Regions from separate parts of the Homo sapiens genome. Here all the other regions are linked to region 2. The links are chromatin loops, found by intact Hi-C in ENCODE. Cell type or tissue: endothelial cell of umbilical vein. All regions are shown on one strand.

Region 1 (8,000 bases), 330 kb after region 2:
TGGGCCTGCACTCCAGCCTGGGTGACAGAGAGAGACTCCGTCTCAAAAAAAAAAAAAAAAAAAAAAAAAGAATTATTCTAAATCTACTCTGCCTGTATCTAGAAATGGAACAACGAAGCCTGAATGGCAACACATCTGTTTACAACATGGTTTACTGAATATTTTAAACCCACTATTTTACTGCTCAGAAAAAAAAAATCCTTTACAAATATTACTGTTCATTAATAGTGCACCTGGTCACCCAAAAACTCTGATGGAGATTAATGATTTCATGCCTGCTAACACATCCATTCTGCAGACCATGGATCAAGGAGTGATTTCTACTTTCAAGTCTTATCATTTAAAAAACACATTTTGTAATGCTGTGGTGCCATAGATAGTGATTCCTCTGATGGATCTGGGTACAGTACATTGGAAACCTTCTAGAAAGAATTTGCCATTCTAGATACCATTAAGAACATTCATGATTCATGGGAGGAGGTCAAAATATCCAAATTAATAGAAGTTTGGAAGAAGTTGATTCCAATCCTCATGGCTGACTTTGAGAGGCTCAAGACTTCAGTAGAGGAAATAACTGCAGATGTGGTAGAAATAGCAAGAGAACTAGAATTAGAAGTGGCGCCTGAAGATGGAACTGAATTGCTGCAATCTCATGATCTTTGCTCACGGCAACCTCTGCCTCTTAGGTTCCAGTGATTCTCATGCCTCAGCCTCCTGAGTAGCTGGGACTACAGATGTGTGCCAACATGCCTGGCTAACTTTTGTAATTTTAGTAGAGATGGGGTTTCACCATGTTGGCCAGGCTGGTCTCAAACTCCTGGCCTCAAGAAATCCACCCATGCCTCCCAAAGTGGTGAGATTACAGGTGTGAGCCACCACACCTGGCCAATATACCATATATTTTGAACACCACCAGTACAAGAAAATGAGGGTAGAGCCACAGAATATTTGGTGAGGAAGACAGAAGAGCCTTCTTTGTATCCTGGAGAAAACTATGTAACTTACTACTTGGAGTTCCTTCCTACTTTGTGGAGTCATACTGTGGACCTGTTTACCATCAGTATTAACCTTTTTGGGATCATAGAATCAATTGAAAATTTGTTTGAAGATTTGGAACCTCTCCCCTGAAAATTGTTCCATGTATGTATGTATGCATGCATGCTTATATTTATTCTGCTTTCCTTGGAAGCCCCAAATATACTAAAGGTTAACAATAATTGCTCATTAAATTTCTTTTAATATACATTTTTATAAACATCTTAAACTTCTTTAATATACTTATTGAAAAAATATGTATTAATGTAATAAAAAAAGTACATAAAATAAAAATTGATATCACTCTCACCCTACTGGCTCCTACCTACTACACCCCTTTTTCTCAGAGGTCATTTTAACAATTCAGTTTCTATGACTTTCCAAATCCATTTTCTATGAATCATCAAAAACAGAAGTGAGACTATTCTACCATTTACATTTACAAAATTTACTCTGTTGTGGACATTTTTCCACATGATGCCATATTTATCTAGCTCATTCTTTTTAATACAGCCATGACTTGGAAATACTGTGGGTTTGATTCCAGATACCACAATTAAGTAAGCTGCACAAATTTTGGGGTTTCCTAGTGCATATAAAAATTACCTTAGGGCGGCCGGGCATGGTGGCTCACACCTGAAATCCCAGCATTTTGGGAGGCTGAGGCAGGTGGATCACAAGGTCAGGAGATCGAGACCATCCTGGCTAACAAAGTGAAACTCCGTCTCTACTAAAAATACAAAAAATTAGCCGGGCACGGTGGCAAGCGCCTGTAGTCCCAGCTACTCAAGAGGCTGAGGCAGGAGAATGGCGTGAACCCGGGAGGCGGAGCTTGCAGTGAGCCGAGATTGCACCACTGCACTCCAGCCTGGGCGACAGAGCGAGATTCCGTCTCAAAAAATAAAAAAATTATTTTAGGGCTGGGCGCGGTGGCTCACGTCTGTAATCCCAGCACCGTGGGAGGCCGAGGAGGGCGGATCATGAGGTCAGGAGTTCAAGACCAGTCTGGCCAACATAGTGAAACCCTGTCTCTACTAAAAATACAAAAAATTAGATGGGTGTGGTGGTGTGCACCTGTAATCCCAGCTACTCGGTAGGCTGAGGCAGGAGAATCACAGTACCTTAACACTATCCTGTAGTTGCCCAGGCTAGAGTGCAGTGGCACAATCTTGGCTCACTGCAACCACTGCTGTCCAGGCTCAAGTGATCCTCCCACCTCAGCCTCCTGAGTAGCTGGGACTACAGGTGTGCACTACCACACCCAGATCATTTTTGTATTTTTTGTAGAGACAGGGTTTCGCCATGTTGCCCAGCTGGCCTCAGATCGTGAGCTCAAGCACTCCACCCACCTGGGTACTGTAATCCCAAAGTGCTGGGATTACAGGCATGGGCCACTGCGCCTAGCCCAAGCAGCTTCTTTACTTGCGTTCCTCAGAAGATGTTTAAAAGTGAATAATGTGTTATAAACCCCAAATGATATTGGTGATAGTGTGCAGTATTTTCAAAACTTATTTCACTGCAAAGCACTTTTATTATAGCATTGTTTGGAATAATATTATATTTTTTTTTAATTTTTTTTTTTTTAATGACAGGGTCTCCAGGCTGGAGTGCAGTGGCGTGATCTTGACAATTAAGGAGATGGCTTTATTCAGGCTATTGCAATAAGCAGAACACCCTAGGCCCTAATGTCAGAGTGTCTTGGCAGTGTGATTTTCCTTTAGATCTTTTTGTTTGTTTGTTTGTTTTTAGCATAGAAACGGCATCTCACTCTGCCTCCCAGGCTGGTCTGCGGTGGCATGATCCGAGTTCACTGCAGCCTCAAATTCCTGGGCTCAAGCCATCTTCCTGCCTCAGCCTCCTGAGTAGCTCGAATTATAGGTGCATGCCACCACACCTGGCTCTTTTTTTTTTTTGTAGAGACAGGGCCTTGCTATGTTGGCCAGGCTCCTCTTGATCTCATGCCCTCAAACAATCCTGTCATCTCCACCTGCCAAAGCACTGAGATTACAGGCATGAGCCACTGTGCCCAGCCCTTCTTAGACTTTTATAGGAAGTAGTAGACGTGGGGCGATTGCCATTTGGGGTTATTTTGCAATCAGGGGAAGTCCCGGTCAGTTGGCGGAACAGGAAATGTTTATGTCTGTGTTTGGCTAGTTTCAAACAGACAAACTGTTCTAATCTCTGCTAAATCATTTATGAGACCAACAACGGGGTCTTGGAGTGTTCATGACTGACCTTCTCAACAGGTCAGGCAAAAACAAAGGAGTCATCTGAGGGTATTACAGAAGCCAGGAGAAAGAGACACAGAGTCTTATCTACCTCATGTGAGAAAGGGTAGTTCTCTGAGGTAATTCATTCCTGGAACACAAAAGGCGGGGCTAGGGATGGGTTTCAGGAAACAAAAGGGTGAAGGAATTTCTCAGTCATCACTGTTTTTCAGTACAGGGCTCAGGCAATGTTAGAAGCTTCCTGAAAGTTTCACACTATACTTTTGCTTAAAACAAATTGTGACTTGAACATATACATATATATATATATAAATCTGTGAAGGATTCATTAGCCACCATAAGGTCTACGTATCACACAGCAATGTCTACTGTATCATAGAATAAATATAAACTAAATCAGTACTATCATTTATTTAATCTATGGATAATATTTAGTACATAAAACTTTGGGGACACCTGGTAATCACTCTGTGAACTCCCAGGCATCAACACCCTACAGGCTGGAAGTCACTGGCATAATAGAAAGCATCCTTGTTTTAGGAGTCAGCAACCTAGCCCTCAGTAATGAAGAGAACAAACTCCTTTCTTGTTTGTTAAACCACTCTTCTGTTTGTGAAAGTTCTATCTTGTTTAAACCACTCTTATTTAGTTGGGTTTTTCTGAGGGGCGAGGGGGCAAGAGTTGGTTATATGATACTCACCCTTTGTCCTAATTGATACATCTATTAACAAATGATGGCAAATTGATCTAGAGTGAACAGAGTGAAAAGATTTGGAAAATATTTTGGGACCAGAATTGACATTTTGGTTATGCATTAAATATATGGTGTGAGAGATTTGACTCCTAAATTTTTAGCTTTTGCAACAAAGCATGTAGTAGTTTCATTTACTAAGATGGGGGAAGACAAAACTAGTTAAAGGGGAGGAAAATAAATTTTAAATGAATACTATATGGTCAGGTGTGGTGGCTCACGCCTGTAATCCTAGCACTTTGGGAGGCCGAGGCTGGCAGATCACCTGAGGTCAGAAGTTCGAGACCAGCCTGAACAACATGGTGAAACCCCGTCTCTACTAAAAATACAAAAATTAGCCGGGTGGGGCGGTGGGTGCCTGTAATCCCAGCTACTTGGGAGGCTGAGGCGAGAGAATTGCTTGAACCCAGGAGGCAGAGGTAGCAGTGAGCCGAGATTGTGCCACTGCACTCCAGCCTGGGCCACAGAATGAGACTCCATCTCAAAAACAAAAAACAAAAACAAAATGAATGCTATAATAAATTTACTTAAAAACCTCACCTAATTTATGGCAATCTTGATGATTATGTATATTTCAATCAATAGATTTTAGAAGTTAGCAAAGCTTACAGAAGTATATACCCAAAGGAAGAAAAATCATTCTACCATAAAGACACATGCTCATATATGGTCATCACAGCACTATTAACAATAGCAAAGACATGAATCAGCCTAAATGCCCATCAATGATAGACTGGATAAAGAAAGTGTGGTACATATATGTCACAGAATACTATGAAGCCATAAAAAAAGAATAAGGTCATGTACTTTGCAGCAACATAGATGAAGATGGAGGCCATCATCCTCAGTGAATTAACGCGGGAACAGAAAACCAAATATCACATGTTCTCACTTATAAGTGGGAACTAAGCATTGAGTACATATGGACCCAAAGAAGAGAACAAAAGACACATGTGCCTACTTGAGGATGGATAGTGGAGTTGGGTGAGGATTGAAAAACGACCTATTGGGTACTATGCTTACTATCCAAGTGATGAAATAATCTGTACACCAACCCCCCATGACACACAACTTACTGGTATAACAAACCTGCACATGTACCCCAAACCTAAAATAAATAAAAGTTTAAAAAACATTTCTAATCCCACCATTAGAAAAATAAAGTATAAGGCGGGGCGCAGTGGCTCATGCCTGTAATCCCAGCACTTTGGGAGGCTGAGGCAGGAGGATCATGAGGTCAGGAGACTGAGACCATCCTGGCTAACATGGTGAAACCCCGTCTATCCTAGAAATACAAAAAATTAGCCAGGCATGGTGTTACGCGCCTGTATTCCCAGCTACTCGGGAGGCTGAGGTGAAGAATCGCTTGAACACGGGAGGAGTAGGTTGCAGTGAGCCTAGATCACACCACTGCACTCCAGCCTGGGCAACAGAGTAAGACTCTGTCTCAAAAAAAGAAATAAATAAATTTTAAAAATAAGAAAAAGAAAGTATAATATAAATTGGTTCCTTTTTAAAAAGGCTTTTATAAATAAAAACTCTTCCTATTTTCTTAAATGAGAAGACTTGTGATGTTAAAGAAACAATAAAATAAAAATCCCTGACCAGGCATGGTGGCTCACGCCTGTAGTCCCAGCACTTTGGGAGGCCAAGGCAGGCAGATCACGAGATCAGGAGTTCGAGACCAGCTTGGCCAACATGGTGAAACCCCGTCTCTACTAAAGATACAAAAAATTAGCTGGGCACGATGGCACGCACCTGTAATCCCAGCTACTCGTAAGACTGAGGCAGGAGAATCGCTTGAACCCAGGAGGCAGAAGTTGCAGTGAGCCGAGATCATGCCATTGTATGCCAGCCTGGGTGACAGGGCGAGACTCCATCTCAAAAAAAAAAAAAAGAAAAAAAATCCCCAAGTAAATCTAATAAATGTAATACAATACTTTTCAAAGTCTCAAAAATATGTTTCATGGAAACTTTTTCCTGCTATGTATAGAAAACCATATATTATCATGATAATTAAAACTATGTAGCATTGGCATAGAAATAGTTATATAGCTTGATAGAACAAAATAGAGTTCAGAAACAAAGTAATATATGTGGGAATTTAATTTATGATAAAGGTGACGTTTTACCATAGAGGGAAAAGTATAGTGGTGTATTTAATAAATATTCTTGATATAATTATCTATACATGGAAGTGAGCAAAAGTCAATTTCTACTTCATGCCATACAAGATACATTTCTAAAAGCTAAATATAAAAGTCAAATCCAATTATTGAAAAAAGATTTTTAAGAAAATTTGTATAGTGAAGAGCTTCCACAATAATCACAAAACTCGTAAGTCAACTCAGATTTGACTAAAAAATTTAAACTTCTATAGAGTATAAAACAAAATTAAGAGAGATGCAACACATAAGAAGGAAATACATGCCACATAAATATATAACAGGCAAAATCCTACTATCCAGAACATCAAAAGAGCTTCTGCAAAGCAATAAGAAAAAGACAAAGATCAGATCATGGAAGAAAAAAAATACGAAATGCCAATAAATACATCAAAGATTCTCAACTCTCTAATCATCACTGGAAATAAAAACTAAAACAATAAAAAATTTTAATTAAAGAATAAAAAAGATTAATAATATCTAACGTCTAAGAGGACTTGCAAAAGTGGTGTTTTCATACACCTTGGTGTATTCTAAATGGGTAAAAATCCTTTTCAGGTAAGTGACTTTGATAATATCTATCATTAATTTAAATGTGCATCTCTGATACAGCCATTCCATTTGTCAGAATCCATCATTATCATTCAGCTGGAATTTTATAAATTTCATTAATCTTCTGAAAAGATGCTTTTTAAATTTCATTAATCCTTTCAATTTTTTTTCTACTTTATAAATTTGAATATTTTCCTTCTACTTGTTTTGGATTTGATTTGCTCTTCCTTTTTAGCTTTTTAAGTTGGAAGGTTAGGTTTTTGGTTTTAGATTCTTTTCACCAAATATAAGCATTTAAATCTAGAAATTTTAAAGCATTTCAAAAGTTTAATATGTTGTGCATTGATTATCATTCAGTTCCAAATATTTTCTAATTTCATTTATGATTTGTTTTCTTTGGTTTATGCACAATTTAGAAGTGTGATACTTAATGTCCAAATAATTTTGCATTTTCTAGCTATCTTTTTGTTGTTGAGTTTCGGTTTTATTCTACCATTGTCTGAGAACATACATTGCATATTTCCACAGACTTGTTTTATGTCCTGGCATATAATCTATCTTAGTGAATTTTCCACTTGTAAAAAAAATTGTGTTGTTTTCTGTAGTGTTCTGTACATGTTTATTATATCAAGTTAAATGATAGGATTGTTCATGTCACGTATATTGCTACTGAGTTTTTCTCTAATTGTTATATCAATTACTAAGAAAGTAGTGTTTAACTTTCCAACTAAACTTGTGTATTTGTCTATTTCTCCTTTTAGTTTTATCAGCTGTTACTTCATTTATTTTGAAACTACAGTCAAGCACAGCATAACAATGTTTTGGTTAGCAACAGACAGCATATATGATGGTGGTCCCGTAAGTTTATAATACCATGTTTTTACTATACCTTTTAATGTTCACATATGTTTAGTTGCACAGATACTTGCCATTGTGTTACAGTTGCCTGCGTATTCAGTGCAGTAACACGTTATACATTTTGCAGCCTAGGAGCAATGGGCTATACCATATAACCTAGGTGTGTAGTAGGCTGTATCATCTATGTTTGTGTAAGCACATTCTGTGATGTTTGCACAACTACAAAATTGCCAAGTGATGCATTTCTGAGAACTTATCTCCATCATTAAGCAATGCATAATGATTAGGTATAGTCACACTTATGATTGTTAAATCTTGCTGATGTATTGACCATTTTTTCATTATAAAATGTCTTTTTAAGATCTCTGTTAATATTCCTTTTCCAGAAGTCTACTTTGTCAAATACTAATA
Region 2 (8,000 bases):
CTTGAAAACTTTGGTCGAGACAAAGTACTATTTTCGGTTCACTATCTCCTCCCCTTTCTCAGCCCACACTCAGATCTGTTCTTTCCCTACAACGGGTGCTGAAACCTCTGTACTCCTCAGTCCTGTTATATATGAAGCAGCATAAAAATTGCCTTCACTGGGGTGTATGACAGGCCTATCTTTAGCCTGTAATAATATGATAATTAGGTTCCAGGATATTTTAAGTGGAAGGAGAAGGTGGGTTGCTCAGTTGCCAGGATGCTCATTCCTGCTTCCGCATGTAGATCTATATTCTCCCTCCTGCCTGGAATGTTCGTTTTCCATCTCTCTCACTTGCCTCTTTCACTTTTTCGCCTATTTATCTTAGACAATTGCTAAGGCTCAACTCAAAGGCCTTCCCAGAGCATGACCGTGATTTCTCCTATACTTATACTTCTTGCTACCTATTTTCTGAAATACATACATAACTGTATTTTGCTACATACTGTCTTCTTCATCTATGTAGATCTTATGTCTTCCAAGTGACTATGATGCTCTTCAGATCAAACAGGATGCATGAGCACTGTGCTTGCTAGGCTTACAGGGATGAGTAATATTTATATTGATGTTTCTTAGAACTTGCAATTTTATTTGACAGGGAAAGATGATCTCTCATGCCTTCAATGTTCAGCAATTGGATGTTTTTAGACTGTTGCAAAACTAAATAATGAACAAGTAATGTTAAAGCCAATTAAAATGGAGCTCAAATGCCTATGTGTAAGATCTAACTTGAATCAATTTACTGTTGTGTATTTTAGTTTTTTTTTTTTTTTTTTTTTTTTTTTTTTTTTTTTTTTGAGACAGTCTTCGCTCTGTCGCCCAGACTGGAGTGAGGTGGTGCGATCTCGGCTCACTGCAAGCTCCACCTCCCAGGTTCACGCCACTCTCCTGCCTCAGTCTCCTGAGTAGCTGGGACTACAGGCGCCCGCCACCATGCTCGGCTAATTTTTTTGTATTTTTAGTAGAGATGGGGTTTCACCGTGTTAGCCAAGATGGTCTTGATCTCCTGACCTCATGATCCGCCCGTCTTGGCTTTCCAAAGTGCTGGGATTACAGGCATGAGCCACCGCACCCAGCCTCAAATTAGTTTTTATGAACATTATCTTTACAGACTTTAAAATGCTTTGACCATGGGTATGTTATAAAACTAGAAGCCATTTAAAGATATTTTATATAGTAAAAATGGGTTAATACACTCATCAGCAGTTATGCATGATTATCTAAAGGAGTAATGGGATTTATGGTACATCAATTCTATAAATATATCCAACTGTTTATACAGCATTTCTTAGAGGTAACATGCAAAATGAAATATGCAGAAAAGAACTTGAAAAAATACCCCTTGTTCACATATTTTGAGATGCGACATTAGAGTTATTTATTCATAAGAATTTCATAATACATTAGTAAGCATGCCGCAGGATATTTTGGAAAAGTAATGAAGGCTTAATAATGCAAAATTTTTCTCCAGCCTTCTTTTCTAAGAAACAAATGAGGTGAGACTTTCATTTAAGGCTAAGACTTTAGCTCTTCCTGTTCATAATCTCATTTATCACTTCGTCCTGTGCATTTGTATATCTGCTTGTTCTTTTATGAATCTGCTCCCGCTCCTCTGCTAGACTCTAAGCCCTCTAGAGACAGATCCAGGATTTGACCCCTTTTTGCAAGGCCTAGTGGCAGAGTGTCCATTGTAAAGTACTTGCACATGATAAGAGGAATAAAAGCTTGCCAGACAGACAAGGGGAAAGGAATGAGAATGAATGTGAATGATGATCTAGTTAGCACCTACTGTCTACTCAAGACTGTGCCACTATGCTACCTTGGCATTTGATCAAACTTATTAATCCGCACAGCTACGTTTACCCAAAATCTTCATGCAACATTTACTGAAAGCATCTTCACTCCTTGGCAGTTTTCTCCGCATGTCCCCAGGGAAACTCATAAACAGATGAGGACATTAAATATACATGTGGTACTGTGAGTTCTGGATTGTAATGGTCGGGGTAGGAGTACAAGGGAGAAAGGCTCTTTGAAAAAGCGAGGAGCTGGCCTTAGCGAGAGCATATTGGCAGGTAGAGGAGCAGAAATATCAGCAGGAAGGTGGGAACAATTTGGGAGGTGCTGGAGTCTGAAGGCAGTTTGCTGTTGCTGGACTGAAAAGGGCAAGGCACAAAATAGTGAGGAATGAGTATTTAACAACAGACCATGTCCTAAAGGACTTGATGACCTAGTAAATGGGCTTGAGCTTCGTCTTCTGGGTAGGCAATGAGCATCCATCAGCTATTTAGGGAGGAGAGTAACAAGATGTTTTGGATAGTTTACTCTGGCGTCACTCCCTGGTTAAAACCCTTAGATGATTCCCTAATGCTCTTCGAATAAAACACACACCTCCTGCGATGGCCTACCAGTTTTCCCTCCTGCCTACCTTTTTCTCTCATATCCACACCAAATTCAGCCACTATTCCCTGTCCTAGGTCTCTTTACTGGTCTTCAGAAGCGCCAAGGCCTTTGCATTTTACATTTGTTCCCCCTCTGCCCAGATTCCCTTTCCTCAGCTCTTCTTGCGGTGGGTTCTTTCTCATTCTGTAGATCTTACCTCTTCAAAGGGATCTTTCACAGAAACATTATTAATGGGACCTTCCTCCATTATTCTATGTGTTTTGAATTTGCTAATTTACTCTATAGCACTTATCATACTGTCTATCTTGATAGTTACACTTTTGTTATACTTGGTATATTATCACTTCCCTCCCAGAATGTCATAGGAGCCCTTGAATTCTTGAATTTGATTTATCACAGGCACGTTAGCACAGTGGTACCTGGTACATGGACACCACTTAAATAAATGTCTGTGTGTGTGTGTGTGTGTGTGTGTGTGTGTGTGTGTGTGAATATATGAATATAATGAATATACTTAGAAGGTGAGTTAGAGGAAGACGCCCAGTGGTAGGGTCAGAATTTGCATCTAAGGCTTATCTGACTCTAAATTTCACCTTTATCCACTATCCAAAATATTCCTCTTTGTTTTAGAGTAAATATATATTCCATTCATTCATATTGTGAAGCAAATGCTATAGATGATGACTCAGCCTACAGACACTGTTCTCAAGACAAAACCAAATATAAAATAAGTAAAAATGCATTTAACTTGCCTAAGAGATACTTTTGTGCTATGAAAGCATATATCTATCTATAGAACTATTATAACACAAAGAATGTTTTAATTCTTACATGGTTAATTAGCAAATCTGGGGAAAGATACGGTGTTTCCCCATTTATTTCTCAGAAAAGCCTTAAGAAAGACAATAGAGAAATAACCTCCGTGCAAAAAAAGCTATTTTTATAATATGTCAAAGCACATTAATATCCTCTACAGCATTTTAGCACCAAAATTAACAAGTGGAATTTCTTAAATAAAATTAAAGTCTGTCTTATACAAACTTAGGCTGGTTTTCTTTTGCTTCCTTTTTATATTGCTTCATATAGTATTTGTACCCTACCTTGGGAAATATATGCAAAATTCTCTAAAATAAATTTGATATACTAAAATGATCTTAATTTACTACATACGTCTAGATCCTTTTATTCTATTTTTTTAAGTCAGGTAATACTCTATACCATAAGCTAAATAATATACAGCAATTAAAATATTATGTATTTCCCTTAAGACAAAGAAATATATCCAGTCAGAAATAACTTCCTATCAGGAATAATGGGTGAGGATAATATTAAAGGTGTAACTTCCATTTTGAATTCAATTCAATTTCAACCCCTTTTTAATGATATAAGTTCTCAAATATTATAATAGCATGCTTCAGGATCATCTGAGATTCTTAATAAACATGAACACTGGCAGGCCCCAACCTATGTGATGTGGCGCTCAGATATATACATTTTAAAAGTACTTCAGGAAATTATGGGGGGAAATGGGGGTGATGTTTTACATTTTCTAAATTTCTGGAGCTCTACCAAAAGAAAAAAAAAGATTCTTGGGAAGATACCTAAATTTTATAGTACCTATAGTTTATAGCACTTTTCCATCCATTATTTCACGTAATTTTCAGTACAACAGTAATATAGGAAGAAGAGGTATAGGTGTGCCCATTTTAAAAATACAAACCAAAATTCAACTGACTATCTTTCCACATTTGTTCTACTTACTAGCAAAGTACAGTTATATTTATTCAGTCAAATAACAAATATTTGAAGACCTGCTTTTGTGCCAGGCATTGTTCTAAATACTTGGAATAAATCAGTGAACAAAATAGATAAAAATCTTTCCCTCATGGTGATTATGTTCTGGCAGTTGGAGACAGATATGAGCAGTAGAGATAATAAATACATAAATAATGAAACTAATATTCATTCCAATACGATCTATTCAAGGTAACCAGAAAGTCATCTTACACAGATTATCAAACAAATTTTTGAAACAAATGGGCTATCCAGTTCATCAATTTAATAGGAAACACAACACTCCTTTGCCTTAGGAGTCTAGGTAATAGAGCCTTAAGTACAGCAACAGCATTTTGCAAATATGCAACCATTTTTCTATGTAGCAACAAAGCCTTACTGTATGTACACAGCTAATTCTAAACACATACACATCTTATTTCCCTTGTGGCTACATTATCTGAAGTGCAGAAGAGAAACAGAATCCACATTATCCAATCTATTCTGTAGATGGCACTGCAGGTCCAACAGTGGGCTTGGCTCATAAGTCTTGCTATCACTGTCGGGCTCAGATAAGTGTCACATTGAACTGCAGGAAAACCACATTCATTCTAAAAGCAGAAATCACTTTGCAATGGCAACCGTCTTATACAATTGCAGGACACAACTCCAATTTGTAATTTATTTGAAATTTTTCTTATAATGTATTAGGTCCCACAAAGGCTGAACTGGTGAAATCATTCTGTTTATCTTGTAGCATCTATTTTAGTTTATTGCCAGGAATAGAATAATGTCTGTTCCCTAAAGTGGAAAAATGTTTCATTGATAAACCTATACATTATAAATCATTCCTGTGGGCTCTAGGTCTGACTAAACCAAAGGCATGCTTTTTATGGCATTTGAGTTTCACTTCCTACCCCAGGAAGTTAAGTAATATTCTGCAGGGAGGCAGATTAATGTCCGCTGAAGGTAAAGGATGAAGGGATAAAGTCAGAGGTACTGCACCACAGTTGGACTCTAATGCCAAGGAGGGTGAGCCTCTCATCTTGAGCCAGAGCAAGAGCTGCTGGAAGTCAGCTGAAGTATCTAAGAAAGAGAAAAGTCAGGCTTTGGGTCCTGAAACCCAGACTTCTATTTTATCTTGTATTGACTGATGGATTGATTAACCTTTCTGCAGGGGTCACTAATGGCGAACGTAATGCAACTATAGAAGAAGGAACAAAACAATTCAAACTATGCCATAGGAATTGGACTAGTATCTTTTCCCATACACTTGAATTACACTTATTTTTTTTTTTTCTGGCAAAAAACAAGTTCTAGCCCAGAAAACAAGTCATGGTTGATCAGACATTCAATCGCATATTCATCAGACTGGCTTTTCTTTACAGGTACATCCTGAAACATATATAGTTGGGACGGCAATTCTAAGCAGTTTATTATCATGGCAAGTCGAGTGTCAAGTTGAAGTTTCTCAATTAAAAAAAAAAAATTCTAGCCAGGCACGGTGGCTCATGCCTGTAATCCCAGCACTTTGGGAGGCCAAGGTGGATGGACCACTTGAGATCAGGAGTTCCAGACCTGCCTGGGCAACATGGTGAAATCCCATCTCTACCAAAAATACAAAACAATTAGCTAGGCATAGTGGCTCATGCTTGTGGTCCCAGCTACTCAGGAGGCTGAGGTGAGAGGATCGCTTAAGCCTGGGAGGCAGAGGTTGCAGTGAGTTGAGATGGCTCCACGTCACTCCAAGCTGGGTGACAGACTGAGACTCCATCTCAGAAAAAAAAAAAAAAAATCTTAGATAGCTGAGAAAACCCAGTCCTCCTACAGTCCTCACCCTCTTGGCTGTTTCTGCTCTGTGTGAAACTGTGCCATGCAGGCTGTACTGAGCTCTTGCAGCTGATGAACACTGGGTCGCCCAGGCCAAGGCAATAGCTACTGCCATGGCTACTCTCTCTTGCCTTTTGTCTGAGTCAGTTACTTTAAGAGACTGACAGGAGAAGATGAGGTGTTCTCTTTCTCTCCCTTCCTTAGCGTGTGTTGCTTCAAGCAGTCACTCATATTTCCCACTCATATGGCCAACTGAACCTTAGTGACTTTTACCAAGAGTGTGGAATAATACAGAGACAGATGCTTCAGATCCAGACGCAGTCTGAGGGTGCTAGAATGATGAGAAAGCCAGGTGGCAATCTGGGCACACAGAGAAAGAAAGGATGTAATACATCAGTCCTGACCCACAGTTCCTCAGCTCACCACAATTATTTTATTTTTCAATTATCGAGGAATTGAGGTACTGAAAGGAATCTGACAAAGACCCAGGGCTCTTAGAGTCCTGGGGGGCAACAGCATGGATCAGAAAACCAACAGACTGTCAATGCAATGCCATTACTCTTCTTTTTCTATAGCTCAGGTTTCAGTGCACGGCTGAGTGGTTTGCCTTAAAGAAGTCACAAAATTTACTACAAGGTCAATGCATCATTTGGCATAATAATTTCAGTAACTCTAATATCACACATGATGTATTTTAATTGAGAAAAAATCAAAATGACAACTTTTTAGTGAGGCCCTGATTCAGCACTCATTGTTCTGTGCATTCACAGTTGGCGGTTACCAAGGGGGGGAGCTGTCCAAGAGGATTCTGCTCTCTGCCCTCCAGCTAAAAACAATCCTATAGGCTACTGGTACAAATTAACTTAGACCTCAAGCATATCAATTATTATTTGTCTCAATTCGTGTCTTTTGTAGGCAATTATTTGTCTTCATGCTTCCAAGGATTCTGTTAATCCACGTTGTAACACAATTCTCAGAAAAAAGAAAACTTACCTACAGGACATAGGAAGTTATGCAGAAAATAATTACAAATGTAATCTGGATGTAGAAAGAAAAAAAAGGAAGCAGGAAGCCAAAACATAAATTCTAATCTGTAATTTAAAAAAGGAATACCCTTAATATGACAGCATAGTGAACTTAGAACTAAATAATCATGATTTTTAAAAGTCACGAGACACCAAAATTAGATTGGGGGAGGAGGAACTTACGGATTTTTTGAGGGTGGGGTGGGGAATGTTGTACCACTAAACAGCTATTTGTTTTCTGCAGTGAAAATCATGTGATGGTATATAATCTATTTTGTTTCCAAGAAAACAAGTGAATAGTTAATTACTCTAGACAGAAACATAATTGCATGCACATGCAATCACAGAAAACAGCTCATCTACTTGCCACTCCTTGGCTAATAATAATTTAGTGATGGGCATGTAAGTTATTATGGTCTTTATTTATTTATATTTTGCTAGGGCTGTGGCTCCCTTCCTGGACACTAGCCATTTTGCTCTGTCACAGTCATAAGGAAGGGGTTACATATGACATGTCCTCTGGCTAAAAGCTGTAGTGTGGGTTACTAAAGAAATATTAAGAGCTCCATGTAAAGAATAGGTTTCTTTTACCACTGCAGTTAATTGACATAAACAAATGTTTCCTTTCAACAGAACTTGTCCATTTTCAGTCCCATGTTCTATGCTCCAGTGCTTTTCCAGACTTTGAGACGGTATTGCCTCTCAAATCACAAACATGTTATAAGGCCAGGGGTCATAAAACATATATACGATGAACGGGACCACCTAGACTGTTGTTCAAGAATCCATTTGTGAATTCTTAGGGAATTACTGGGTTCTGTGGAGTGATATGAAGATATTAAACGCTCAGGATTACTAAGAGATCCTGTTACACGAAAACAGAATGATTTCATTTTTGTGGCCCACCTTACTCTGCCAGTTGCACCTATGTAG
Region 3 (8,000 bases), 230 kb after region 2:
CCAAGGCAATGAGTGCAGCTCTAATTCTTTTTTTTCAAAATGGCATCATATTCTTTGACACATATATGCCATAATCTATAACTATTCAATGATGATTGGGCATTTACTTTGTTTATACTTATAATTCCATATCTATTGTTTTTCTACTAACACTATGGTATTTTATGCCAACGAAAATGTACCTTTTTTTTTTTTTTGAGATAGGATCTCGCTGTCACCCAGGCTAGAGTGTAGTGCTGTAATCATGGCTCCCTGCAGCCTCAACCTCCTGGGCTCAAGTGATCCTCCCACCTCAACCTCTCAAGTAGCTGGGACTACAGTTGTGTTCCACCACACCCAGGTACTAACTTTTAAACAGTCAAATACTCCTAGCTTTTAAACTTCTAGGTTTCCAATCCTAGATGAGAAAGACCTTCCCTAATCCTACATTCATATATATCCTGATTGCCTTCAAAAATTTTTGTTTTTCTTTTTTACATTTATGTATTTTTATGTATTTGGAAATATTTTCACATGTGATATAAGGGTCTGATACAATCACATAGTCTCTATAGATGAGGAAAATATTTTGAAGACGTTTAAATCAGCAGTGTTACAAAACAGTTTAAATTGACTGATTCAAGTTTCCTTATTAAATTTTTTGCAATAAGGTAAAAAAATGTGAATAGGTATTATCTATCCATCGTATTTATAAACTGTTGGCTAATTCACCCTAGCAAGCATCTCTCCTCAATTTAAAAATCTGGCTAAGTCAAGGAAGCATGTTCTCATTAATTAAAAGTCATAAGGCCTAGGCAAGACTATACTGATATAATAATTACAATATTTGACTGCAATTCAATACACATACATAAAACAACTATAATGAGTAAAAAAGTTTTAGGTTAAATTCAAACTGTTTTCAGGAGATAGTGCCTAACTGTGCTACATGACATTCTCCATACAAGTCTTCCAATGTAACTGTTACTGTTACATGAAGGACAGACAATCCAATTCTTTGGCTAAAAATGGATGTTTGTAATCAAATTTTCCACGGTTATTAGGACTCGAGACTGTTCTAACACTCAAATGTGGCAGATAAGTCCAAGGTAGTAGGTTGCTTCTAATATTCTCTATATTACAATCTTTTTCATTACATTTCTGCCTCTGCTCATAAAGTAGAATTCTTAATCCTAGTGGCATACTTTACTTCAACATTGTGAAATATTTTAAGTATAACCTGGCTGGGTTTTTGGCTTCCAGGTTCTTCTACTTTTCCAGAAGGATCCTTGAACACTGTCATGCCAGCCAAAGCCCAAGAAAAAACATCCTCTATAATACAGTAGAAGAGAGAGGCACTAAACTGGTCAGTGTCAGTCAGGATTCTTCAGTTTGAAAGATAACAGCTGTTCCCTTCCACACCAGCATAATAAATAAAGAATTCTATGCCCTGGTGTTTTTTTTTTTTTTCCTTTTTGAAACATCACTTTTGATCTCCTTACAATTTATTATCAGCGATGGCATTTTTGCCTGCAGCAGTTTTTCAGCCAACTCCTGACGTGTGTGCATCCACGCAGATCTCTGCTCAATCCCTAAAGTCCCTTTTAGAATTGCAGCAGCATGCATACTCCCCACCACACAAAATACGACACGCATACAGGTGGTTATTTCTTGTGCTGGGTTTCATCTTCAGTACAGGTTAAAAACTCTCAAGGGCACAGCCTTCCTTATCTGCCTCTCAAATTTCCTTTCAAGCATCCTGCACAGTACATTGGTAAAATCCCGGATGATACATAAATCCTCACTGATTGATTTATAACACACACTTACAGATTGTAAATCCTGCTAAGGAAAGGGTCCTGTCTCGTTGTCTTTGTAATCCCGGCAATCTGCTAGCTCCTCAGCTCATGGAGCTCACTCATTTTTTAACCTAATAAGCATTTTGAACATTATTAATTTGCAACATTGGACAAGAGGCTTAAGAACTTTATAGTGACATAATCCTAAGGATATGTCCTTTTCACTAAACACTTTGCTTGTTTGTTTTAAATCAAGAAGACAAATTTCTTCAGAAAACAGTGTCTTTAATTAAGAATTTAATGCTAATAATGATAGCTTGTCACACTCTTCCACATAAAGCTCACCCTAGTAAAAATATTGTAAACAAGAGTGTTCTAATTAAAATAAACAAAGATCCCTCTTTGATCTGGGAATTAAAATAATAAGTACTAAAAACAGCGAAGTACACCAAAATATGGTAACAACTGACATTTTTGCCTAGCTTCATAAATGTATCACTTTTTAAAGAAATTAACTTTTTTCTGTTCAAAATATTTTATTTTCTGTAGTATTACAGAATTTCTAAGCTTTCTAAGGGGATATTTTCAAAGAAGCAGTTGCCGTAAATGTTAAAGAAAATCAAAATTAAAACCCAGTAAACAAAAGCTTTCACTTAAACATCAAACTTATCATGCAGAGAGGAGAAGGGAAGTATTCACAAAAGGAAATATAATATTAAAAAGCTATGTTCTCACTGGTAAAAGACAAGAATTGATGCTATATGAGACTTTAGTAGGGCTGAAGTCTAAATCTATGAAGGCCATTATCTCAGAATCTAATAAAAGTTGTGCTAAAACAAAAATGTTCCCCTAAGACCTAAGCCACTGGTTATCAAACCAGACCAGAGGGAGGCAAAGGAGGGAGGAGAGAAAGAAAAGAAAAAAGAGAAGAGAAGAGAGAAAAGAAAAGAGAAGAGAAAGAGAAAAAAAAGAAAAAAGAGAAGAAAAGAAAAAAGAAAAGGAAAGGAAAGGAAAAGGGAAAGGGAAAGAGAGAAAGAGAAAGAAAAGAAAAAACGTGGGGGAAGAAGGAAGGAAAGGAGGGAGGGAGGGAGGGGAGGGGAGGGAAGGGCAGGGCAGTAGAGTAGAGAGGAGGCAAGTGAATAAGGGAGGGGGAGAAGGGAGGGAGGAAGGAAAAGAAGAAGGAAGTAAGACAAACCTGTTAGGAATGTTAATTCTTAAATCCTATCCCAGACCCACTGAATCCAAAATGCTGGGCTAGGGCCCTCCAGGTAATTCTGATGCATGCTAAATTTGAGAACCACTGGCCTATAGCACATGAACAAAATGAACATATCCAGAAGTGAGGACAGAATATAAAATAAATTTTGCTATAAGTTAAAGCTCATAAAAAAGTGAACATCCTAATCAAGACAAATATTACATTGATGGAATAATAAAGATTAAAATATAATAAATTACACCTTAATGTCTATTTTTGGGGGTAACACCTTATTGAAATATAACTCACATGCCATAAAATTAATACATTTAAATTGTACAATTAATGGTTTTAGTATATCACAGAGTTGTGCAACCATCATGACCAATTTTAGAATATTTTCATCATCCTAAAAAGAAACCCTACACTTTGGTAAGTCTCCCCTATTGCCCTAGTCTCCAGCATCTACTAATATATTCTGTATCTCTACAGATGTGCCTGTTCTGGACATTTCATATGAATGGAACCATAATATGTTCTTCTGTGTCTGCATTCCTTCATTTAACTTAATATTTTCAAGGTTCAGCAATGTCACAGCATGTATCAATACATCATTCCTTTTTCTGACCAAGTAATTTTCTATTATATGAATGGAACATATTCTTTAGCCATTGTTTTTTCCATTCATCCACCCATTACTGGACGTTTGGGTTGTTTCTACCTTTGGGCTATTATAAGTAACACAGCTATGAACATTTGAGTACAAGTTTTGTTTGGACATATATCTTCATTTCTCTTGGGTACATACCTAGGAGTGGAAATAGCTGGGTCAAATGGTAACTCTATTTTTAACAATTTGAGGAATTGCCAGACTGTTTTCCAAATTTATTGCACAATGTTGCATTCCCACGAGCGGTATATGAGGGTTCTGCTTTCTCCATATCCACCCCAACACTTGCTAGTATCTGAATTTTTTACTCTAGCCATCTTAGAGGGTGTGAGGTGGTATCTCATTTGGGTTTTGATTTGCATTTCCCTGATGACTAATGATGTCAGGCATCTTTTCATGTGCATGTTGGCCATTTGTATATCTTCCCTGGAATAAGTCTATTCAGATCCCTTGTTCGTTTCTAAATTGGATCATTTTTCTTATTATTGAGCTGTAAGAATTCTTTATATGTTCTAGATATAAGTCTTTTATCAGATATAAGATTGGCAAATATGATTGGCAAATATTTCTTCCCATTCTCTGGGTTTCCTTTCACTTTCTTGATAGCAATCTTTGAAACACAAAATGTTTACTTTTTAAAAAATATGAAAAAAAGCCAAATTAAAAAAAAACAAAGAAAAAGATACAACAAAAACAAACCAAAAAAAACAAAAACAAAAAACAAAAAATACAGAAAAAAGTTTACTTTTTTAATGTTTCCTGAAAAATACTGGTTTTCAATTCACTATACAATGCTAAGTGTAATTTTTCATTAAGATGCTGGATATTAACATATAGAAACTTACGGGTTTTGCGGTGGACAGTTTATTGGAAACACTGTTCATGTTACAGAGCTATGGCATACAACCACCACTTGGTGGCAGTTAACTGCCAAAAGAGTATTACGAATAAGTTACCTGAATGTAAAAGTCAATGGTTCTGTGACAATCTTGCCATTATCTATATTAATTAATCACTTCCACTGCATGGATAATCAGAAATACAGAGAAACACAAAATAAAGAGTCCATCTGCTTTCCACGGAAACACTTTAAAAATACTGTATACACTACAAGGATAATTTCCCTTGAGATACAACATGCAGAGAGCTCCCATGCTATAAGGGACTCAAGGAAGCAATGCAATGATATTCTGGAAAAAAAAAAAAAACTGGTTGTAGAAGTCTTTAAATTTTAGAAGAAAAGTAAACATTGAAGAAAAAAAAAACTTGTTTATGTGCTCACCGAAAAAAAGGAGGGGGGGATCAAATTGAAGTAGCCAGTAGACATCAGACCAATTTTCCTCAAATGGAAAACGTAGAACATGAAGTCACAGTAAATAAATGGGCATAAGCAGGCAGACAGGCAGGCTGCCAGACACACAGAAAGAAGTGCGGGCAGGCAGAAAAACAGAAATGTACAAGTAACAGAGATTACAAGAGCTAGGAATGCTGATCTCATGGAGGTAGTGAGTAGAAGGATAGTAACCAGAGGCTGGGAAGGCTATGGCACAGGCAGATGAAGAGAGGCTGGTTAATGGGTACAAACATAAAGTTAGATAGAAAGAATAAGTTTTAGTATTCAATAGCACAGTAGTGTAACTACAGTTAACAATAATATATATTTCAAAACAGAAGATCTGAAGTGTTCCCAACACAGAGAAATGATACATGTTTGAGACAATGGATATGCTAAATACTCTGATTGGATCATGACACACTGTAGGCATATATCAAATATCACATGTACCACATAAACATGTACAACTAATATGCATCAATTTAAATATTTTCTTTAGAAAGAGATTCTCTTCTTCAACACAATCTCCAACGGCGCACAACATGCAAGGTGCTATACGAAGCACCAACATAAAGAGAGAGAAGCCAAAGACTTTATGCTCAGTCTACCTGTGAAGACACACATATATGAGTAAGGATGGGAAAGAAATTTCAAATATAAATTGTAAACACTTCTTAAAGCCTAAGGAAGCTGGATGTCACGCTCTAGGAAATGTTTACACCTGCAAAGCTTCTGAACTGAGAGAACAAGAACATAGACAAATGAATCTAAAAGGTAACGTGCAGCATAAATGTAACTGGAAAATAATCAGAAGCAGACAACTCAGAGAACAGCTGAAATAGGACAGAATTAGCATCAAGAAGAGATTAGTTTAGGTAGGAAGTAAAAATGGATGAGAACAATATGAAAACACTGTAAAGAAAAACTTGACAATAGTTGATCATACCCATAAGGATGAAAAAAAAATAAGGAAGTCGTGGGTTAAAAATAGCTCCACAGAGTGAGCCTTAGTGAATAAAAAAGGAGGTAAGTCCACCGAAGTTCTGATTTTAAGACAAAGATGTGGTTTCAAATGTGTCAGGTAAGAGACTTACATAGAAATATCCAGTAGAGGCCAGGCATGGTGGCTCATGCCTGTATTCCCAGCACTTTGGGAGGCTGAGCAGGAGGATCACTTGAGGTCAGGAGTTCAAGACCAGCCTGGCCAACATGGTGAAACCCTGTCTCTACTAAAAATACAAAAATTAGCCGGGCGTGGTGGTGCACACCTGTAGTCCCAGCTACTCAGGAGGCTGAGGCAAGAGAATCATGTGAACCTGGGAGGCAGAGGCTGCAGTGAGCCAAGATCGCGCCACTGCCCTCCAGCCTGGGTAACAGTGTGAAGCTCCATCTCAAAAAAAGAAAAAAGAAATATGCGGTAGAGAGCATATTTCAGGCTAAGAATAATAGAGTTAATATCAGTTTAGCAATTTGAAAACAAATAAATCTTAATCCAATATTCAAAGTAAACAGCCAAAACAATTCTATTAAATGTAGTCCCCTATGGAAAACTTCCGTACTGTTTTAATTAAAATTACCTATTGCTATTCTCCAGGCACAGTTATAAAGCAAAACTTAGATGGGCTTGTAGGGTGGGAGGGAGAGAGGGGATACAGAGTTAAAAAGTACCAGTTTATATATGGAATATAGGTAGCAAAAGGAATTGGAAGCAGACAAAAGCTGAAGGGAAAAATAAATGTAGCCTCAATTTCTGACATTAATGTGGCCATTTAAAAGCTTAATTATTGCTTATAATCTATGTCTGTGCTGTATTAATAAATTTAAATCTCATGAAATATAAATCTTCACTTTTTTTTTTTTTTTTGAGACAGTCTTGTCCCTTCACCCAAGCTGGAGTGCAATGGCGCAATCTCAGCTCACTGCGACCTCTACCTCCTAGGTTCTAGCATAAATCTTCACTTTATTTGCTACTATATAATGCTTATCTCCAAAAGCTCAAAAGAACATTATTGCCTTTACCTTTATAAAATTTATATAGGAAAGACTCCATTTCCTGAGAAAATAAAGTTAGGAGAAATTTAGTTTTTTCCAAAATTAGAAAATGGTCCTTAATTTATCTGGATTTGGAATTGTTGTTGTTGTTGTTTTGGCATATTGAAAGATACCTGTATTTTACAATATTCCACATAGTTAGATAACAGACTTAAATAAATACTTTAAATTAAATACTCATAAAGAATACTATTCTTTCCAATTCTTTAATTTCCTTCAGTTGTTATATTTTTAACATAATAGTTATTAGTGTATTTTTAAAAGAAAGTTTCAAATAGCTAGCTTAAACATTAAAAATACCATCTTCATCTATTACATTATCTAAGGTGCTAACATTTTAATCATTCCAAATAACACTGATAGTAGATAAAATGTGCAAAAAAATCATACAAACTTTGAAGAAATTAATCAAAAACAACCCATTCCATAAGTTAAAAAAATAAAAACACATCTGTTTACCAATGCTTTAAGAAGACAAAATAGTGATAAGTATGTTGATTATTTTGGAGAAATGTTTTCTCTCACTTTTTGTTACGGCACCAAAACTGAAAAGAAAATGGGCTATTTGGTGAGTTCAAATAAAGATAATGGCGGCACCCAATTAAGTAATCAAGTATAACAACCACCTAATTTTATGTAACAACACAGTAGTCAGATACCATCCAAAGACTGTCTTAACACAGTCACACTGGAGGAGATCATATACACACACACACACACATAAATACACACGAGATGACATTAAGACAGGATTACTTTTGGCTGGAGGAAGAAATGGGTGAAGCTTGGTGAAGGGAAAAAACAGAAATGAGCAACCTGAGTGTGTAAACATTTTGCAGAATCCAAGTGGCTTCTTTTACCTCCATTGATCATCTGTCATTTCTGGAGAACCAAATACTACTAGGCACAAAGTATCTCAACTGGCACTCTTCCAGAGAGTAAAAGTGTGACCTGATTAGAAATTAG
Region 4 (8,000 bases), 270 kb after region 2:
AGTTACCCATAAAACTAAATGTGTGCACATGCACATAAACTAAACCATCACAATTTCGGAGTGTTCTAAATTTCTTTCCACTTAATCTTTAAAACTTTCTATGTCAATATTGCACAACAGAAGCACAATATTGCTTCTAACGATACTATACTCTGTATGAACAGAAACACAATCTTAAAACAGATGGGCAGATGAACGGACAGATACATAGAGACAGAAAGAACAAGGTATAACACACTTACTATCAGCATCCCTCACTTAATGAAGTATATGATCCAATTCTAAATCAGCTAGAAACTGAATTTTATTTCTTCTCATGATATTCATTATAAGTTAGACAATGAATCTAAAGAAAATGAAACACTCCCACACTTGCAGGGCCAGTTAATAATAAAAAACACTTATAATTGCAAATCCCTGGAAGGTTTCCATCTAAACTGCACTCCTCTACCATTCTTCCACTCACACCCACACCTGGAAATGATCTCGGCCAACAAAAGGGAACATACAAAGTTTTCACACATTATGAGACACATATCCATAATTTTATGAATAAACAATGTGGCTAATCAACTCTCTACTTACAATTCCCTTACTTTATATGTAGATTATTTTTAATATTACAGGAATGGATTATGTAATCTGCTGGGTTCCCAAATCCTTTGTCAGGTCCTCCATCTTTCAGTTGTCTAGCATCTATGAGGACTTTGCTGCTCATTAGTACATCTACCAAAGGCAATGAAGGAAAGGAAAACAAACAGAAACAAATCTTTCATTTTGTTCAAGTGAGTTCTTACATCTTTTTTAGATGTATCATCAATTTAAAAGTGAAAATATTTACACATTTTAACATCTCTGATGCGCATTCTAGAATACATTTAGAATGCATTTTAGAGTCAATGAGATCTTAGCACAGTGTGGGTGTAATTGGCAATTGTTGTTACTTTCTTAGTGGTACATAAAACAATGACGTATCTTATAATTAATGGCATCAAGGATGCAATTTAAACCAGTATTTAAGCTATACTTATTATTTTTATTATTTTACACCAATATCATGAATATTTGTGAGTTGTAATGAGGTTTATAAATAAATCAAAATTTGTGGAATTAAGATACTAGGATAAAAGATATCAAATATTAACAAAGAATAATCAACATGTTCTCTGCTTTTCTAACAAAAGCTAATGTTTATAATATTTAAAAACCATGATTTCCTTATAATGTCATGAAAAAGCAAATGATATTGTTATTAATGCTTTGGATCCAATGAAGAACACAGGCCCAAAAATAGTGTGAAGAACAACAGACTGAAGAAAACACCCAATGTGCCAAACGCAATGAGATCACAGGGAAGGGGAAGCTGTCCCAGGGGAATGGGGAAGGAGTCATAGAAGAGTCATTCTAGCAGTACTGGAGGCTGAGTTACAGTGCCCTATGTGGAGGAGGTAGGATAGTCCCGGAGAAAACACCATATGCAAAGAGTCAAAACGCATGAAAAGTGGCCAATACTGTGAATGGGGAAAAAGAGGTAATGACAGCAGAAAACCTAGGAGAGAGGTGGTGGCCACACAGTAAAATATATTTTAGGCCATTTTAAGTAATGATCACCAGCTCCCTCTCCCCATCAATTTCAGCTGGAAGACTCAAATAAATGATTTTTTTTAAATCTCCATTTTGATATGGCTATTACTGGCCTTATTGCTTAGAGCAATGTCAAGGTGCTACATATAGCCCTAACATTGTCAATGTCTTCTTTAGATTTGACACACTAGAATTAAAATGAAATCACTCTTAACATTATTTTTGCTAATCAACTCATGTTCTCCCACATTATGATTCAGGAGCTAAGGCTTCTAAAATTACAGACTTCTCAAAGAAGCTAAAAAGAACTTGTGAATAAGATTATGAATGAAATCTAAGAAGACACGTTAAATCTGCTCCCAAGTATAAAAGCCAAAGAATTTATCCATTAGCATCTGAATAATAAGTGCCAACACAGCAAGCTGTCATCTGAAACTCTTGGCAGTTCCTTCCTTTGAGCCCTGATGAAGCAGGAGCCATAAGGTATGGATGTGTAAGGAGATAATTAGAATTCTCATTTCCCCCAGGTATTGTCAGCCCCAAGAGAATAACAAGGTGTTATTATTTTATTACACAGTAAGTTCTACTGTTACATAAACTGTATAACTTCTTACACAAGATTATTATGTATCAAGTACTGATCTCATTCCACTAAGAAAGAAGCTCAACTGTGAGCTGAATTTTTATCTCCTATTCACTGGGTATCCCTAGTACCTAACACAGAGAAGCTCAGTAAATATCCAGTAAATACAAGTAAAAAGAAAAAAAAATAGAAATCAAAGTATCATATATGCACTCTTTCATTTAAGCCCTACAAATTATGGGGAAAATCCTATTACTTTTCCTATTTGCCAAAGGAAGAACTAAGGCTTGAGAAGGAAAATAATTGACCAGAGGTCACCAGTGGCATAACAAAGCCAGACTACTTTAAGCCAGTCTCCTGCTTAACCTCTAGGCTGCCCCTTTCCTATCTACGTGGATTTCCTTGATGACTACACTTAATGCAAATCTCAAGAGGTCTGTAGCATTAGGTTTAGAGAAAACTCAGGAAAGGCTAAGTGAAAGATTCTCAGTAACCCATTAGCAAACTGAGTTTCCAGCAGATTAACACACTACCTATGAATCTTTAAAGTAGAAAATAGAAAATTAGAGGAATCTTAAGGGCAGCAGAATATACCACTCCAAAGTATGTCACAATGTTCAATGACTGTTTTGAGCTAAAGGCAATTGAGAAGAAACAGATACACAAAAAGCTCTCCGCTTTCTCCCTATTTGCCTAAAAGCCAGACATAAATTTATAAAGGTGCCCCTCTTCCCTTCTCTATCAGAAAGGACAAGTAAATCACCAGAGATGACTTCTGACCCTTATCAGTCTAGAGAGGGCGCCAGAGAAACCTCTGTCCAAAGTACACTAACTGCCATTACTTTGTTTACCATTAGTCTCCCCTATATTTATACCTCCCCAGAATGTGTACCCCTAAACACTCAAGGTTCTTTTCCATTATCATGTCCCCCTGTAAACATTCATCATTTTTGGGGGAAGATGCTATATAAGCCATAGTTCTAAGCCACCTCTTTTGAGAGTTACTCTTTCCTTGAGTTTTCTCCCTTATAAGATATACACAAGTTAATGAATCTTTTTCTCTCTTGTTAGTCTGTCTTTTGTTACAAAGGTCCCAGCTAAGAACTCAGAAGGGTAGAGGGAAGATTATTTTCCTCCCCTAAGAACCTCAGAGATAAAGGACAATTTTGGTGGAAAATGCGGTTATTGGAGTATCTTAAATTTTTCTGATTACTAATTTGTTTCTATTTCTACCCTATTATTTTCCTTCTATTAATCTTTTAAAAGCATTTCCCAAATTATATCCAATAACTACATTATTTGGATTTTTCAAAGTAATATTTCATTTCATTAAATCTAAACCAGAGGTTACGAGAGAATGTTTCAAGTAATAATTTTCCACACAACTAGGCCATGACTGCCACCTGGCTGACAGTGATTGCAAGGTGCCATCCAATTGTAGGAAGCTTAAAATATGACAGAAAAATGTGTCTCTAAGAATCCATGGAAAAAGAGAAAGAGCAAGAGAGTATCTCAAGAACAGAAGCATCGTGCTTCTTTTTAAGAGCCTTACAAAAAATGGAGTACTAAGTAGAAGCTCAATAAATATCAATTGAAAACAATTATTGGTTTGCTTTGAAATTCTGCATATGTAGATGACTTCCCTTTTAAAAAAATATTTAATCTATAATATCTAAGGTAAAAAATGTTCAACAGAAAAGTATATCTTTTTAATATTTTTCCATATAAACTGGAAAAAACGAGTCATTTCTAAACTCTTAGATGTGTTGACATTTTATGAGAGACTGTATATTTAAATTAAAAAATAAATAAATAAAATGGAAAGAATGCACAGCAGATAAAGATTACTTCACACAAACATATGACTTAGTGCTTGGGAACCCCTACAAATGCCGAAAGGTTTCAATGGAAAACAAAAAAATAATTTTACTTGCATAGGCTATGGAGCAGGCCCTCACTGTTGGTAATTGTAATTACTGTAGTTAATTTACATACTATTATAATTTATATACTATTTAGTTAATTTCATATTATAGTTAATTTATATACTATTCTATACCATGTGCATGACAAATTAATCTTCATGCACACTTTATCAATATAAATCAACAATAAACAAAACACATCAATATAAAGCTTGATGTCCAACTTGATTTTCTTCAAACGTGTGTGTTTGTATTTGCATCAAACAAAAATAAGGTAGAGCTATAAGAACTTTAAGTTGTCAAAACAAAGTAAAAATGGTCTCTAGTAAGAAAGCAAATACTTTAAAAGGCTGATATAGTGCTAAGGTTATACATGCAAGGACTTTCTCCTTTTTCTGTACAACTTTTGACAGAGGGAGGAGCAAAGAGAATAGTAGAATAAGAATCAAGCATATGAGAAAACAAAAAAGTTTGCGGTCAGAAATTTCAGCAAGGGCACTGACTTAAAAAAACTGGAGAATTATCTACAAAAGATTTTGATAAAACTATATATAACACAAGCTCAAATGGATCTGAATAAATTTTGGGGAATATACCATATAAGGAGGAGTAGGATTAGACACCTTGTGATTAGGCTGAATGGCAAGTGACATGTCAATTATGGAACAGGAAGAAAAACTATCCACAGGCCCATCTCTGGATTAAATATACTCTTTCTTAGTACCATGGGGCAGGGCAGGGCAGGGAGAGAAAGCGGAGAAACAGAACTTGATAAACACCTGTTTTAGGGGCCAAAAAGCAATATAAAAGAAATCACAGCCGGGTGCACTGGCTCATGCCTGTAATCCCAGAACTTTGGGAGGCCGAGGCAGGCGGATTACCTGAAGTCGGGAGTTTGAGACCAGCCTGACCAACATGGAAAAACCCCATCTCTACTAAACATACAAAATTAGCCGGGCCTGGTGGTGCATGCCTGTAATCCCAGCTACTTGGGAGGCTGAGGCAGGAGAATCGCTTAAACCCGGAGGGTGGAGGGTGCAGTGAGCTGAGATTGCACCACTGCACTCCAGCCTGGGCAAAAAGAGCGAAATTCTATCTTAAAAAGAAAAGAAAAGAAAAGAAAAGAAATCACAGACCTAGTCCTTATCTTTGGCTACCAAATGGGAAAATCTCACAAGTCCAAATGGACTGAGTCTAACCACGAAATAATATCACGGATTCAGCCATTACAACTCTCTAGAATTTTCTCATTTCTTCTCCATTAAAGAGCAAAGAGTAGACACAGATGTAAAACTGGACCTGAGTTCCAGTTCTGCCAGTAGTTGAACCTCTGCTCTGTAAGAGCTGTATGACAGATCTGTCTGCAGGACTCAACAAATAAGAAACGTTCAGTATACAACTGTAGCTTTTTAAAAGTCAGTCCTCAATTTTCTCATAGACTTCAATTTTCTCATCCATCTGTTTATTCAACATGTTTTAGCATGCTTGGCATTTTTATGAGCTCGGCATAAGGGCACTGAAAATAGAAATATTCTACCTGCCCTCCAACAGCCCAGAGTTTCGTGGGAGACAGACCATTAACACAAGGTTGTGGAAGAGAAATAAAGGCGTAAGAATAAACCTCAAACTGGCATAGCTTCAGCGCCAAAGTCATTTAGCCAATCTATCCCAAAACTGTTCATAAAAATTGGTATTAATCTAATGAGATAAATAACTCCTACCCATTTCTCAATGTATAACTACCACCAACCATTTTTAATAAATTAGAATATCTGCATAAAATTAATTATAAAATTGATTCACTCTGTCTTTATTTAAAAGGATTACAGACAAGGGGAAAATGCCATATACCTGTATCACAGCCAGAATCTTTTTTAGATAATTTCTCAAATACCCCACTGTTAGCAATAAAAATTCATGGGTCTTATAAAATGTATTAATTTCTAATCATGAGGCCTGTATTTGAGATTTTCTTAATGGAAGAATCTGTATGGATATAGAGTTAGCTCCTTTATGACTTAGCTCCTTAATTAGTAGAGGGGAAAGAAGGCTCTTTTGCACTAAGAGGAACCACCTACATGGCTTCAACTTGGTTGTGTTCTCCAGAGAATGTTTCTGAGTTACTGCTTTTTTTTTTATGAGACGAAGTCTTGCTCTTGTCCCCCAGGCTGGAGTGCAATGGCACGATCTCGGCTCACTGCAACTTCTGCCTCCCGGGTTCAAGCGATTCTCCTGCCTCAGCCTCCTGAGTAGCTGGGATTACAGGTACCTGCCACCACACCCGGCTAATTTTTGTATTTTTAGTAGAGACAGGGTTTCACCATGTTGGCCAGGCTGGTCTCAAACTCCTGACCTCAGGTGATCCACCCACCTCGGTCTCCCAAAGTGCTGGGATTACAGGCGTGAGCCACCACGCCCAGCAAGTCACTGATTTCTTAGGAACATTATGAGTAATCTCCTGGAAAAAAAAAAAGTTCATGTACACCAAATGTACATACAAATGTAAGAAGTAACTTTTTCTTTAAGAAATATATATGTATTAGCACCTGCATTGCTATAAAGAAATACCTGAGACTGGGTAATTTATAAAGAAAAGAGGTTTCATTGGCTCAAATTCTACGGCTGTACAGGAAGTATGGTGGCATCTGCTTGGCTTCTAGGGAGGCCTCAGGAAACTTAACAATCGTGGCAGAAGGAGAAGGGAAAGCCAGCACTTTACACGGCCAGAGCAGGAAGAAGTGGCAGGGAAGGTGCCACACACTTTTAAATGACCAGATCTCAGAACTTACTATCAGGAGAACAGCACCAAGGGGGAAATCTGCCCCCATGATCCAGTCACCTCCCACCAGGCTTCACCTTCAACACTGGGGATTACAATTCCACTTGGGATTTCGCCAGGGACACAGATCCAAACCGTATAAATATACTTAGTGCCCATTTTTCCCTCTCAAACAATTCAGGTGTGCCAGAGCAATGCAAGTGCAGGTGTGCGTGTGTGTGTGTACGTGTGTTGAAGGGTGAGGAGGGAGCCACCCAGGCCCACAGTGAGGTGTCAGAGCCAATCAAGGGTGAAGGGGGTGGGGTTGGCTGACCATGGGATGTCAGAGCTCCAGTGGGAGCGGGAAGAAAATGTCACTCTCATTAAGCCATCATGGGGATTAAGTCATATGGACAGTTTAGCGCAATGTCTAGCATAGAGTATGTAAACCCATGGGGTAGGAACTTTTTACCCGTTTTGTTCAACACTGTAGTCTCCGTGCCTAGGTAACTACTACCTTATCAACGTTCAATCATATTTGACAAACTGGTAAGTTTCAGTGTTAACTCTCCACTCAATAATTGGAATTACGATAAGGTAAAAGGAGTTAGAGAAGACCAAAAAGGCACAGTGAGTAAAAAAGGAAAACAGCAGGGACTCCCCCTAGAGCAAAGAGGAGCTGACTTCACAGGGAACTCTTCTATACACTGTTGTGGTGTCTTCTACCTCCGAGTATGTAGTAAGAAGCATTAAATGCCTGTACTTCCCTGTCCCATAAGAGCCGGAGGGGATCACCCAGATGAGGAAGAGTGATATATAAAGTGCTAGTTGAAAATATAGATTGTTTCTCAACCCTTCTCCCTACCTGTGGTCCAAGAGAAGCAAAATAGAATCCCAGGAGAAGGGTAATCACAATCTTGAATAAGGACTTAAAGGCAGCAGGGGTAGTAAAGAGAAGCAACATCTCAATACAACCAACGGCCACATCTGGCCAGTGAAAAAGACTAACAGGAGTTGGAGGCTTACAGTGAATGCTGATCACCTGAATTCAGTTGTTGCTGCTAGAGTCCCAGCTATTCTAGCCACTGCAACTGTAACTGAAACCACTGCACAGGCTGCTGGCACTAAGTCTGAGGTCCTGGGCATTACC

What was found. Hi-C counts contacts between places; a loop is a spot of excess contacts. Peaks named below come from ENCODE experiments on the same cell type or tissue, not always from the same donor. Only the 100,000 strongest peaks of a DNase experiment are listed, where the experiment ranks them.
Region 1: a loop joins it to region 2, with 2.5 times the contacts of the local background. A loop is called at or near these places in 8 of 110 quality-filtered maps.
Region 3: it touches region 2 in a loop (1.8-fold over the local background); 5 of 110 quality-filtered maps call a loop at or near these places.
Region 4: a loop joins it to region 2, with 11 times the contacts of the local background. A loop is called at or near these places in 5 of 110 quality-filtered maps.

The regions. Positions count from the first base shown.
Region 1 is chr7:144,839,371-144,847,370 of GRCh38, forward strand. No RefSeq gene overlaps it. Among named protein-coding and RNA genes, the nearest start is that of TPK1, 7.3 kb to the left of the region's middle. In endothelial cell of umbilical vein, no CTCF peak of the experiment used is centred here; a DNase peak (open chromatin) is centred at 3,311; H3K27ac peaks cover 1,417 bases.
Region 2 is chr7:144,508,797-144,516,796 of GRCh38, forward strand. The region is part of intron 8 of TPK1 (thiamin pyrophosphokinase 1); the gene reads right to left. Among named protein-coding and RNA genes, the nearest start is that of NOBOX, 110 kb to the left of the region's middle. RefSeq lists silencers at 140-189, 4,540-4,834. In endothelial cell of umbilical vein, no CTCF peak of the experiment used is centred here; a DNase peak (open chromatin) is centred at 4,735.
Region 3 is chr7:144,734,345-144,742,344 of GRCh38, forward strand. The region is part of intron 3 of TPK1 (thiamin pyrophosphokinase 1); the gene reads right to left. Among named protein-coding and RNA genes, the nearest start is that of TPK1, 98 kb to the right of the region's middle. In endothelial cell of umbilical vein, a CTCF peak has its summit at 4,526 (motif pointing right); a DNase peak (open chromatin) is centred at 4,587.
Region 4 is chr7:144,783,754-144,791,753 of GRCh38, forward strand. The region is part of intron 2 of TPK1 (thiamin pyrophosphokinase 1); the gene reads right to left. Among named protein-coding and RNA genes, the nearest start is that of TPK1, 48 kb to the right of the region's middle. In endothelial cell of umbilical vein, no CTCF peak of the experiment used is centred here; no DNase peak of the experiment used is centred here.